Linked DNA regions of Homo sapiens: region 2 is linked to region 1. The links are chromatin contacts, found by POLR2A ChIA-PET in ENCODE. All regions are on one chromosome and are shown on one strand. The core of a region is the stretch at or near the end of the contact, and the rest is flanking DNA. Distances in the headings are between cores, read along the strand shown. Region 1 holds the start of RDH12 (retinol dehydrogenase 12). Region 2 has its middle 29 kb from the start of ACTN1-DT.

Evidence for each region. ChIA-PET counts read pairs that join two places held with the same protein, here RNA polymerase II (POLR2A).
Region 2: POLR2A ChIA-PET joins it to region 1 with 16 read pairs in H1. The contact joins the enhancer-like site here to the promoter of RDH12 in region 1. POLR2A ChIA-PET finds 5 or more read pairs at or near these places in 2 of 52 experiments (H1 and activated T-cell).

The regions. Positions count from the first base shown.
Region 1 is chr14:67,698,764-67,705,561 of GRCh38, forward strand. RDH12 (retinol dehydrogenase 12) reads left to right here and starts at 3,123. Exons shown (of 9, transcript NM_152443.3): 1 at 3,123-3,172. It also overlaps a transcript of GPHN not described here.
Region 2 is chr14:69,005,062-69,011,859 of GRCh38, forward strand. No RefSeq gene overlaps it. Among named protein-coding and RNA genes, the nearest start is that of ACTN1-DT, 29 kb to the left of the region's middle. RefSeq lists an enhancer at 1-1,007. Within about 2 kb of position 3,895, at least 3 of the 41 ENCODE cell types and tissues checked have a DNase peak (open chromatin) inside an H3K27ac peak, as active enhancers do.

The DNA of each region.
Region 1 (6,798 bases), core at 1,873-4,372:
TCTGCTGTTGTAAATGTGAAAGCAGCCATAGATAATATTTGAACAAATGTGTTCAAATGTTACTGTGTTTACTGTTCAAATGTTACTGTGTTCCAATGAAACTTTATTTACAAAAACAAACAGTGGGCTGCATTTGGCCTGTGGGTCATGGTTTGCCAACCTGTGTGCTAGTAAGAAGAAAAGAGAACTCTAAAGAAGATAAAAGGGCCAGGCATGTTGGCTCATGCCTGTAATCCCAGCACTTTGGGAGGCCGAAATGGATGGATCACCTGAGGTCAGGAGTTTGAGACCAGCCTGCCCAACATGATGAAACCCCATCTCTACTAAAAATACAAAAAAATTAGCTGGGCATGGTGGCAGGCACCTGTAATCCCAGCTACTTGGGAGGCTGAGGCAGGAGAATCACTTGAACCCGGGAGGCAGAGGTTTCAATGAGCCAAGTTCGCGCCATTGCACTACAGCCTGGGCGACAAGAGCGAGACTCTATCTCAGAAAAAAAAAAAAGATAAAAGGCTGGATGTGGTGGCTCATCCCTGTAATCCCAACACTGGAAGGCCAAGGCGGGAGGATCACTTGAGCCCAGAAGTTCGAGACCAGCCTGGGAAACCTAATGAGTCCCTGTCTCAACCAAAAATTTAAAAAATAAATGAATAAATAAACAAAAAATAAATAAATAAAATAGGCAGTGTACTGGTGTGTGCCTTTGGTCCCAGCTACTCCGGAGGTTCAGGTGGGAGGATTTCTTGAGCCTCACAGGTTGAGGCTGCAGTGAGCTGTGATTGTGCCACTGCACTCCAACCTGGAAGACAGAGCAAGACCCTATCTCAAAAAAAAAAAAAAAAAAAAAAAGAAACAGAGAGAGAAAGAAAGAAAGTTATGTGGATGTAAAAAATCTTCACCTTTTTAAAGCTTTTTTTTTTAAAGTGATCAAAACACAGTAAGTCACAGGAATTACCTTGATAAAACATTAAGAAAAATTTTAGGATAGTTACTAAAAAGTAAAGAAAAACCTTTTGTAATATGATTGTTTTTCTTTATTGGAACTCTATTTAGATAACCTGGAAGACAAACTCAATGAAAAGAATACTTGGATTTAGGCTGGGCGCGGTGGCTCACGCCTGTACTTCCAGCACTTTGGGAGGCCGAGGTGGGCGGATCATGAGGTCAAGACATCGAGACCATCCTGGCCAACATGGTGAAACCCCGTCTCTACTAAAAATACAAAAATCAGCTGGGCGTGGTGGTGCGCACCTGTAGTCCCAGCTCCTTGGGAGATGGAGGCAGGAGAATCGCTTGAACCTGGGAGGCGGAGGTTGCAGTGAGCTGAGATGATGCCACTGTACTGCAGCCTGGAGACAGAGCGAGAAAAAAAAAAAGGATACTTGGATTTAATTAAAATACAGGAAGAGTGTGTCCAGAGTTATGAGTGTACACTATATTTTTGAGGAAAGTAAACAAGGAAACTTGTATCTTAAGCAGGACAATAAATATGTCTCAGTAACAGCATCAAAAGTGCCCTGGTTATAGGAAATAATTTAGCTATATCGAGAAAAGCCAAGACTACAGAATCAAGTTATATTGGAGGAAAATGGTTTTGTTCCAGAGCTTTAAGATAAACATTTTAGCATCAGGCCACACCAGAGTTAGAACCAGAGAAAAAGATTACAGAAGGCCGGGCACAGTAGCTCACGCCTGTAATCCCAGCACTTTGGGAGGCCGAGGTGGGCAGATCACGAGGTCAGGAGATCGAGACCATCCTGGCTAACACGATGAAACCCCGTCTCTACTAAAAATACAAAAAATTAGCCGGGCGTGGTGGCGGGCGCCTGTAGTCCCAGCTACTCGGGAGGCTGAGGCAGGAGAATGGCGTGAACCTGGGAGGCGGAGCTTGCAGTGAGCCTAGATCGCGGCACTGCACTCCAGCCTGGGTGACACAGCAAGACTCCATCTCAAAAAAAAAAAAAAAAATTACAGAAGTTGGCTGGGCATGGTGACTCATGCCTGCAATCCCAGCACTTCGGGAGGCCGAGGCGGGTGGATCAGCTGAGGTCAGGAGTTTAAGACCAGGCTGGCTAGAATGATGAAACTCTGTCTCTACTAAAAATACAAAAATTAGCTGGGCACGGCGGCGAATGCCTCTAATCCCAGCTACTCGGAGGCTGAGGCAGGAGAATCACTTGAACCTGGGAGGCGGAGGTTGCAGTAAGCGGAGATCTTGCCACTGCACTCCAGCCTGGGTGACAAGAGCAAAATTTCATCTCAAAAAAAAAAAAAAAAAAAAAAGTCAAAGATTACAGAAGTTGACAAAAAGGTTGAAGGAGAGGATTATCATTTCAACCAAGAAAAACATGTATCTTTTTAAGGGTATAAAGAACGAACAACAACGATTCATGACTTGGGAATCATGTGCAGCGAGGTATAGCACAAGTAGAATTTTTTGAGATATAAATTTGAGAAGTTTTAGAAAAGAAATAGATTGTAGAATTTAAAATCAAAAGCTCTTGTAATTCACTAAGAGCAAATTTATACTTTAAGACAATGTTATTTTAACATAGAGGACCAAAATCTCAATCTTTAGAAACACTTATAACTTTTTTTTGATTATAGCCAACTTAATCACATATACATTTAAAAAAATTTTAAAGAACTTTATTATAATTTCTTTTTTTTTTTTTTTTTTTTTTGAGATGGAGTCTGTTGCCCAGGCTGGAGTACAGTGTCACTATCTTGGCTCACTGCAAACTCCGCATTCCAGGTTCAAGTGATTCTCCCGCCTCAGCCTCCCGAGTAGCTGGGACTACAGGCATGCGCCACCATACCTGGCTACTTTTTGTATTTTTAGTAGAGATGAGGTTTCACCATTTTGGCTGTGCTGGTCTCGAACTCCTGACCTTGTGATCCGCCCACTTCAGCCTCCCAAAGTGCTGGGATTACAGGCATGAGTCACCACGCCAGGCCTATTATGATTTCTGTAGACTATTTATGACATGTTTGAACTTTTGTTTTGCCCTACCCTTTCTCTTTTATAATTAACCTGTCATTTTGCTTTAGGAAAATAATTTACCATGTAATAAATTATTATCATGCAGTGGCATGATCAGCTCATCGTAACCTCAACTCCTGGGCACAAGCAATCCTCCCTTCTCAGCTTCCTGAGTGGCCAGGACTACAGGTAAGTGCCACCATGCCAGACTAATTTTCAAAATTTTTGTAGAGACAGTATCTCACTGTGTTGTAGAGACAGTGTCTCACTATGTTGCTTAGGCTTGTCTTGAACTCCTGATCTCAAATGATCCACCTGCCTTGGCCTCCTAAAGCATTAGGATAACAGTCATGAACCACTGTGCCCAGCTTTTTTAAAAATTTAATATATATATATTTTTTAAATGGAGATGAGATCTCATTATGTTGCCCAGGCTGGTCTCAAACTCCTGAGCTCAAGTGATTCTCCCACCTTAGGGTCCCAAAGTGCTAGGATTACACACATGAGCCACCATGCCTGGCCTGTGCTCAGTTTTTTAAGTTTTTTTCTATTAACCATTTTTATAGCCTGTGAATGTCAGATATTTACCTAAGCAAGAAATTTAAAGTTAAATACATGGGTATTTTGTTGATAACTCAGAAGGTTTAGCTGTATTTCTTAAACCAACAATATTAAATTAGTCTTACTTATAAAAAAAATCACACAAAGATTATTTTGGTTTTGGCTGGGTTCATAGTTTTTTACCTTTGTGCCAAATCCTGACCCTGTAAAATATTTAATAAGACAAGTATAAATCTGACCATAAATCTAGGCAAATATGTATGTTGACAATTTTGAAGACATTTTAATATTTATTTTACTAATAATTTTAAAGCCAGTTTATTTATTAAAGAATTACTTAAGTCATGTGAACTTGGAAAACCTTTGGGCTTACTAATTTATGAGTGCTCATTTATCTATAAGTCAATTGGGTATCATGTAGATACAACATATAACATATTACATGTATATATGTAAACACATCTAAACACACATATATATGCACAAATAGAGATCTTATACCTTTATTTTTTGATTTGTCTTTTGAAACAGGGCCTCACTCTGTTGCCCAGGGTAGAGAGCAGTGGTATGACCATGGCTCACTGCAGCCTGGACCTCCCAGGCTCAAGTGATTCTCCCACCTCAGCCTCCTGAGTACCTGGGACTACAGGTGCGTGCCGCCATGCCCAGCTAACTTAAAAAAGTTTTTTTTTTGTAGAGTCAGAGTCTCACTATGTTGCCAGGGCTGGTCTTGAGCTCCTGGGCGCAAATGATCCTCCTACCTTGGCCTCCCAAAGTGCTGGGACTGCTGGCATGAGTCACCTCATCTGGCCCTTATAGTTTTCATTTTAGAATTTTAGTCATGAGATAGTAATACAAACTCACCAGTTTATAAAAGATAGTTGGATCTAAATTATTTTTGGAAAAAATTGGGACCTGTTAGTTCACATGGCTAAATTTTATTTGTCCCAATAGGTAATCTAATGAAGGCTGTGAGCCAAAATTTTTGGGTAAGGTAGTTCGATGGCAGTTTTATTTTAAAAATCTTTTATCCTTTTATTCAGTTTCAAATGAGTTTAGAGTTAGGTTTTTAATGTTAACATTTTAGCTTGAACTGGCTGAATCGTATAAGAAAAACAAAATTTCTAAGTCTTCTTAAGTTAGTAATACTATAAACAGTGAGCTTTATCTCAACACAAGTAGAAAAGTCAGTAGTTTCAAAGTAGGCAGAAAAAATATATAGAGGTAGACAGAGAACTTAGACGATCCTACATGTTAACTCTGTAGTTCTGGGTGGACCACTTGAGTTCTAATCTGTCTATTATTTTAAGATGTGCACAACAATGGGCCATAATATGTATCTAGCTGGAGTCTCAGAAAACCCAGTATGTCTTTTTTTATTTTTCCGAGACAGAGTTTCACTCTGTTGCCCAGGCTGGAGTGCAGTGGCATGATCACAGCTCATTGCAACCTCTCTCTCCTGGTCTCAAGTGATCCCCCAACTTCAGCCTCCCTAATAGCTGGGACTACAGGTGCATACCACCGTGCCTGGCTAATTTTTGCATTTTTTGGGTAGAGATGGGGTTTTGCCATGTTGCCCAGGCTGGTCTCAAACTCCTAGACTCAAGTGTTCTTCCCACCTCAGCATCCCAAAGTGCTGGGATTACAGGCGTGAGCCACTGTGCTTGGCCTGGCATGTCTTAATGTTTGAGAATCTCATTTTTAAAATATTAATCTCTCAGTTTAGAAAAACTGTTGGATTCGTATTTTTATGATCTCAGTAGTTCTATTTTCATTCTGCAGTTGTTTTGTTTGTTCCCCTTGTTTTAAATTTAAATATATTTCCCCCTTTTGAGGGAAGGAAATGTGTGTATTGTGAAATTCTAAAAAATCTGTGCCTAAGAGGTGTATGGGAGCCAGGAGAACAAACAGGAAGAGCTGAGTTCTGATTACGGGGGTAGAAGGAGGAGGAGCAGCTAGAGGCAAAAAGGAGAAAGCCTCCTAAATCATTAAAATTTTCAAATCGTTTCACATATCTTTTTTACCTCTTGAATTGAGGCATTTTTAAAATAATTTTTTTAGAAGCTTGTAGGTGTTATTGGAAGTAAATCTTCCATTCAATTTGTCTGTATCTAAAACCAGCTTTTTTTCAACTGTGTGTGCAAATAAATTATCTTAGGCATTTTCGGAACAGCTCCATTTTGGCCACTGCTGCTTATAACCACCCTGGGTTAGGGGATCTACTGCTTATCTAGGCACTTGCAAGTGGAAGGATGGTAAGTATTATACCTAAAACTCAGCAGGTGTCTTAGAGTGCACTTCCCATTTTAGCTTTGTGTGAGGACAAGTTATGGAGTAGAGTAAGAGTGCCCTCATGCGACTGGAAAAGGAAAAAGCTAAGGAAAGGTCTCACCCCAAATCACCAGGGAAACAATTTACAAAGCTTCTATTTTACCCTGCCCTAGTATTTAACAAAAGCCCTTATCTTGAATTCATAGCAGCAGCTCTCGTTCTGAGACAGTCATTGTACCACGTAGCCAAGGAGGAAACCAGCTTTAATAAACCAGAACATCAACCAAGACAGGAACTTCATTGATTTCAGGAGGAACTCATCTGTAGCACTCAGCAGGGGCATCTAAGTCCAGGAACACAATGGATTTTGTGCTGGCACATGCACAAAGGTTGGAAGCAGGTCTAGGTAGTCCAGGGAGGTCACTCTGAAATCCTGTCAGCTATGCCATTTTGTTGATGGAAATTAAGGCTGTTGAGGCAGAAATAAATTGATAAAGGTTTATTGGAAGCCAAATGTGAGGATCAATCTGGGAAGACACGCCAATAAAGCTGGGTGTATTCCAAAGTCTGTCGTTAGAAGTTGGAATGATTTTATAAGAAAGTTTAGAAGAAGGGATGGAGACTCTTCATACTGGAGTTGTCCTTTTTCATTGAATGGCACAATACAGAGGTTACAGTCCTTGGCTACAGATGACAACATACAAGTTAAAATGTCCATGTTTAAGACAATCAGTAACACTTCATGATTCAGAAACAAATCAGTGTCCTTTTCAGTGTCAGTAGGTTACATATTAATGTGTACGTCAACAGTTTGAGAAATTTTCAATAAGATTTGAGAGACTCATCGTAAGATTCTTTACTCAGAAATGCTATGTAAGCCATGAATCATAAGACTTGCCCCAGGTAGGCTAATTTGGAAGACTGCCAAACGTGACCTGTAGGTTATCACAACTAAATGCAATGTGGGGTCCTGAATTCAATCC
Region 2 (6,798 bases), core at 2,645-5,144, 1.3 Mb after region 1:
TCTTGTTGTGGAAACCCGAGCAGTCTAACACACCAACCTCCAACACACCCAGCTCTAGAGGCTCCTGCTGCCACAGGGTGAGCTGGTTAACACTGGGAGGGGATTGGGGGAAGATGATAGACCGATAGATAATAGATTGATAGATATAGATAGATACTGCTCCTGTCCTTTCCATTCGCCCCCTTGAAATTCTACCCTCAGAAATTCACCTTTAAGGAATGAGAGGAATGTAGCTGCCTCTTCCAAGAGACCTCCCAGCCTCACCTTCCCTAGCCCAGATTGGTCTCTCCCTCAGCTGAGATTCATCTTCATCCTCCCGGCCCTCAGCCCTTGCCTCCTCCAGCTCCTGGCCATCCTCTCATCCCAAGGGTACGTCCTTCGGCAGCTGGGCTCATTTATTCCTCACACTGGTTTCTTCTAAGTAGGGAAGTTTCTAAACCTTTCTGTGAAAAAAGAAAGAAATCCTGCAGGGAAAGGGGTTCAAACAGGTTGTACAACCCATCCCCAGAGTCTGATTCACTTGGTGTGGGCGTGTGCCTGAACTCTGTATATTAAGCAAACACCCTGGTCTTACACCGAAGACCCTCTGCTGACCTTATGAAAGAGACTGTGTAAGAAATGCAGATGCCTGGGCCTCACCCCAGAGATCCTGATTCCACTGCCTCTTCCTTGCCTTGTGGCTTCACCCACTTCCAAACCCCCTGATTCTGGTGTGCTGCCAGGGATGAGAGCCACGGACTTACCGGGTGCTCAGGGAATAAGCATTGACCTGAATGAAGCTGCTGGGTTGACACAGGCATCCTTCCGGGAGGGGTGAGTCATTCAGCCATGCTGCCAGCTGTGAACAATTCAGTCTGGGGAAATACAAAGAGACGTGGTCCCTCTCAGAGTTTCCATTCCCACATGGAAAGCTGGTGCTGGGAAGTGGCTGGGCAGCCAGGCTGGGCGCTGGGAGGAGTGCAGGGTGAGGATGAGAGAAGGGCTGTACCCACACTATGCTAGGCCGACTCCAGGCACTGGCTGTGTCCAGCTGGTTCAATCTTTCCAGCAAACCTGCGAGGAGGGATGTCATAGGTGAGGAAACCAGGTCTGCAGAGTTGAGGTGTCTGGTCTTGAACCCACGTGTGTCCTAACCATGACATGGTCCTCCTCCAGGAACTGTGCGGGGGCAGAAAGAGGGCTCAGGGATCCAGCCTCAGGCATTGGCCTCAAGGGATACGGTGGCAGGGGTGTCTTAGAAGCCTGCTGACCAAGGGTTAGGATCTCTCCATCAATTGGTGGCTGAGGGTGAATCCCACCACCTCCGCCCTCCACCCATCCTCTGTGTCTCATTCCACCTACTCTGGCCTTATCACCCCTGCCAGACTGTGAGATCCAGTGGAGGGGCCAGGCCAGGCCCCTTATCCACATTTATTGCTCACCCCCACCTCCCCAGTTCGGGGCAGGCCCTCAGCAAATCAAGTGCTAGGGCTGTGAGTAGCGGGAGAGTTCTGAGGGGACCCAGGGACTGCAAAGTTAGAGGCAGCCCGGGGTTGGAGAGGCAGCATAGAAAAGCCAGTGGTCCAGAACACAACCTGCCCAGCCTCGCTGAGTGGCCCTGGGCTGGCCACTTCACCTGCCTGTGCCTCAGTGTTCTCATCTGTAAATGGAGAGATTCATTGCACCTCACTCATAGCATTGCTGTGAGAAACAAATGAGGTAAAGTACGCAAGGCGCCTGCTACGTCACAATAAGTACATTATTGAAATACTGTTTGAACCCTGGCTATCATTATTGTCACCATTATGTTGTTACTATTATTGGTGCCTATTTCCCAGTTTGGCTCTGGGCAAGCAGTTACAGGCACCAGTTACGGACCTTGGACTTTGAGGTGGGCTCCTGTCCTGGACTTTTCTGGTCTTCTTTCCAGTCGTGGGGATGGTCAGGCCAGGTGACATTTACAGTCAAGGACCTTGGTGGATGTGGGATTTGGAACCCACTAAGCCAGTGGCGCTCAGCCTTGGATGCCTGTTAAAATCACCTAGGGAACTTCAGAAAATCCTGATTTCCCATTAAATAAAAATCTCTGGGGGTAGGACTCAAGCATCAGGATTTTGTAAAGCTTCCCAGGAGAGTCCAGCAAGCAGTCAAAGTTGGGAACCAGGGCTCCAAGAGAATTTCTCATTCACAGGAAAGAAAATCCTTTGGCAGCAGGAGACTGGGCTTGGGAGTTAGAGGAGTTTAGCCCTTGACCTATCAGCTACAGGACCTTGGGTAAGTTACTTACGATCACTCAGACTCAATTTCCTCATTTACAAAGTGGGGGATGGTACCCACCTAGCAGTTAATGAATAGCATTAAACTAAAGAGGGTGTCCGACACAATAGGCATTTAATATATATTATTATTATAGTCCTTAATGGGTTATCCTTCTAATATGTCCAAGGAGATATTACAACACACACACACACACACACACACACACACAAATCAGTGTTCAAATTCTGTTTCCAGGCCAGGCGCGGTGCCTCACACCTATAATTCCAGCACTTTGGGAGGCGGCCAAAGCGGGCGGATCACCTGAAGTCAGGAGTTCGAGACCAGCCTGGCCAACATAGTGAAACCCTGTCTCTACTAAAAATACAAAAATTAGCCAGATGTGGTTACAGGTGCCTGTAATCCCAGCTACTCTAGAGGCTAAGGCAGGAGAATCACTTGAACCTAGGAGGCAGAGGTTGCAGTGAGCCAAGATTGAGCCACTGCACTCCAGCCTGGGTATCGGAGCAAGACTTCATCTCAAAAAAATAAAAATAAAACCACAGTGCTGTGGCTGTTCTGGTGGAAGGGCTGACCTGGTACTTTGGGAAGTGGCAAGAGGCCACACCCACAGAACCTGCCTGCCATCCTGGGCCAGGACTACTGTCTGAGGTGAGGGTGGGAGCTGAATTGCAGGGAAACTATCATTCAAGCTTTTGCCTTAACAGACAAATTATGGTGATGGCTACCTTTCCTGAGTTGCCACCATATAGCAAGCATATTACATATTCTCTTGTTAAATTCTCCCAACATCCCTAAGATTTAGGTATTAATGCCCCTAGAGGGAGTATCTTTGTTCATTATTCAAAAATATTTATTGAGGGGCCAGGTGCAGCGGCTCACATCTGTAATCCCAGCACTTTGGAGGCCAAGGCAAGAGGATCAGTTGAGCCCAGCAGTTCGAGACCAGCTTGGGCAACATAGTGAGACACTGTCTATATATATATATATATATATATATATATATATATATATATATATCCCTTGCCATGTGCTTGGTCCTTTTTAGAAGCTGGGAATTCAGCAAAGTCAACAAAGCCCCTGCCTCATGGGGTTTATGGTCTAGTGGAGAGGACTATATTCCTTGAATAATCACAGGTCAATGCAGCAGAAGGTTTTTGGCAACATGCCAGATTGCACTGTTTCAGACAGCCCCTCTCTCATTACTATAAAAATGCTGTATAAAATACAAGAAAAACACTTGAACATACAAAGCTGAGCTCAAGAGAAAGGAAAACCCCAGATTCCAGAAATAGTTCCAAGAACTCAAAGCCAGAAAATGGAGTGAGAGCTAAGCCTCCGGTTTGTGAGGTTTTGACTAGATATAGGCCCTAAGGCCTAGAGCCCAGAGTTCTAAAGCCCCTTCAAAAACAGGAGGCAGCCCCAGGCTGTTTGAGGCAGGAGAGTTGGAACTGATCCAGCTGAATACAGCTTGGAGCCTTGAGGAGTATCCCAGTCACAGAAAAGAAAGGCTGGAAAAACTACCAACTGGGCCTGCAGAAGGAGCAACAGTTTTCTCACTGTAGAAGTCTTGGGTGGGAGAAAAGTTCACGTGAAAGATGGAAAGGCCAGGCCTCCCTCACTTGGAGGAGAGAGATGGACTGCTCCCGCCTCATCCCCTGCTTTGGCATGCCACTGGTCCCAGGATTCCTATGCCAAAAAGTTAATCTAAAAGTTAGTCCAGAGGCCGGGTGCGGTGGCTTACGCCTGTAATCCCAGCACTTCGGGTAGCTGAGGCAGGCGGATCATTTAAGGCCAGAAGTTCGAGATCAGTCTGGCCAACATGGTGAAACCCCTTTTCTACTAAAAGTACAAAAATTAGCCAAAGGTAGTGGTGTGCCCCTGTAATCCCAGTTACTCGGGAGGCTGAGGCAAGGAGAATCAACCTCACCCAGGAGGTGGAGGTTGCAGTGAGCCAAGACCATGCCACTGCACTCTGGCCTGGATGACCGGAGACTCTGTCTCAAAAAAAAAAAAAAAAAAAAAAAAAAAAAAGTTAGTCCAGAACCTAGGGCCCTGACAGAAGCAAAACCCAAGGTACTCTGTACATTTTCACAACCCAGCCTCACAGGCATTCCACAGCAAAAACAACCTTCCACTGGAAATGAGTTTCCCAATTGAAAATTACAAATCACACAGGGAAACAAACCACCATAAGAGATAATCAGTAAATACAAAACCAAAGCCAAACCAAACCAAACCAATCAGAATTCATCCCCTAAGAAGCAGGAGTAGTAGAGAAACCTGAAGTTATAAAATAAATAGGTTAAATAATTCTAGAGAATTTTTAAATAGAAAAGAAATAATAATAAGAAACAAGATAATATTAAAAAATGTTGGGAAACAAATCAAACAAAGTTCTAGAAATGAAAAATACAGCTTTAAAAATTATTTAGGGCTGGGTGCAGTAGCTCATGACTGTAATTTTACCCAGCACTTTGGGAGGCCAAGGTGGGCAGATCACTTGAGGTCAGGAATTTGAAACCAGCCTGGCCAACATGGTGAAACCCCTCTCTACTAAAAAAATACAAAAAAATTAGCCAGGCATGGTAATCCCAGCTACTCTGGAGGCTGAGGCAGGAGAATTGCTTGAACCCGGGAGGCGGAGGTTGCGGTGAGCCAAGATTGCCCCATTGTACTCCAGCCCAGGCGACAAGAGCAAGACTCCGTCTCAAAAAAAAAAAAAAAAAAGGATTATTTATTAAAATTAATGGATTAAACAGCAGAACAAGATGGAGCTAAAGACACGCTTAGCAAACTGGGTGATGCCTCTGAAAAAAATCACCCTCTCAGCAGCACAGCAAGAACAGTATGGAAGCAATTGTGGCTAAGAGACATAGAGGGAAAAATGAGATCAAAGAAGAAATGAGGAAGGAGCAATATTTAAAGAGAAAATGGCTGAGAATTGATCAAAACTAAAGAAACACCTAAATCTTCAGTTTAAATAAGCATCTGAAGACTTAAGAATACATAACACAAATTCACACCTTAGGAATGTTAAAAGGTAAACTGAAGCACATTAAAATGTTAAAGAGTTTATTTGAGCAAATAGCAACTCATGAATTGGGCATCTCTAAAACAGAGGGTTTTATAGGGTGATTTTAAAATAGACTTTTTTTGTTTGTTTGTTTGTTTGAGATGAAGTCTCCCTCTGTTGCCCAGGCTGCAGTGCAGTGGAACAATCTCAGCTCACTGCAACCTCCACCTCCCAAGTTCAAGTGATTCTCATGCCTCAGCCTCCCAAGTAGCTGGGATTGCAGGCGCCAGCCACCACACCTGGCCAATTTTTGTATTTTTGGTAGAGACAGGGTTTCAGCATGTTAACCAAGCTGGTTTCAAACTCCTGACCTCAGGTGATCTGCCTGCCTCAGCCTCCCAAAGTGCTGGGATTACAGGCATGAGTCACTGCACCCAGCCCTAAAACAGAGACTTCAAAGCAGGCTTGGGGCTCTGCCAATGGGGTACAAGGGGAAGGCTTTTATAGGGTGAATGCAGAAGAGAGCAAAAAAATTATTTGACTGGTTAATGTTTGAGCAATTGCCTTATTCAGACTATCCTATGGGAATTTCGAGATGATATAATATACACCCAGTTGGCCACCTGTGATTGGCTGAACTTAAGTTTCATTTTCTTGTTCTTTTCTTTTTTTTTGTTTTGTTTTGTTTGGTTTTTGAGACAGGATCTCACTCTGTTACCCAGGCTAGAGTGCAGTGGCACGATCACAGCTCACTGCAACCTTCGCCTCTTGGGCTCAAGTGATCCTCCCACCTCAGCCTTCTGAGTAGCTGGGACTACAGGTGCACACCACCATGCCTGGGTAATTTTTTTTATTTTTTGTAGAGCCAGGGTTTTGCCATGTTACCCAGGCTGATCTTGAACTCCTGGGCTCAACCATCTGCCTGCCTCAGACTCCCAAAGTGCTGGAATTATAGGTGTGAGCCACCACACCTGGACGGTTTTATTTTATTTTTAATTTTTTTTATCTTTTTAAACATTTTCATTATTTTATTTTTTGAGTAAGGGTCTCACTCTGTTACCCAGGCTGGAGTGCAGTGGTGAGATCGTGGCTTACTGTAGCCTTGACTTCCTGGACTCCAGCGACCCTCCTGCCTCAGCCCCCCAAATGGCTGGAACCACAGGCATGCACCACCATGCCCAGCTAATTTTTGTATTTTTGGTAGAGGTGGGGTTCTACCATGTTGCCCAGGCTGGTCTCAAACTCCTGAGCTCAAGTGATCCACCCACCTCAGCCTCCCAAGGTGTAGGTGTGAGCCACTGCACTGGGCCAATTTTCTCTTTAATTTTGAATTAGGATTCAGTTTACTTACATAAGAACCTAGGACTTTAAAACCACCTCAGTCTAATGACCTTCTACTTAATTATTTTAATGGAAGCTCAGTGGAAAATCGGGAGAACAACAAAGATAAACAGATAAATAGTACAAAGTGCCATAGTTCTATGAAGAAGGGAACACAGCCCCCAGAATAGCATGTAAGTAAGGAC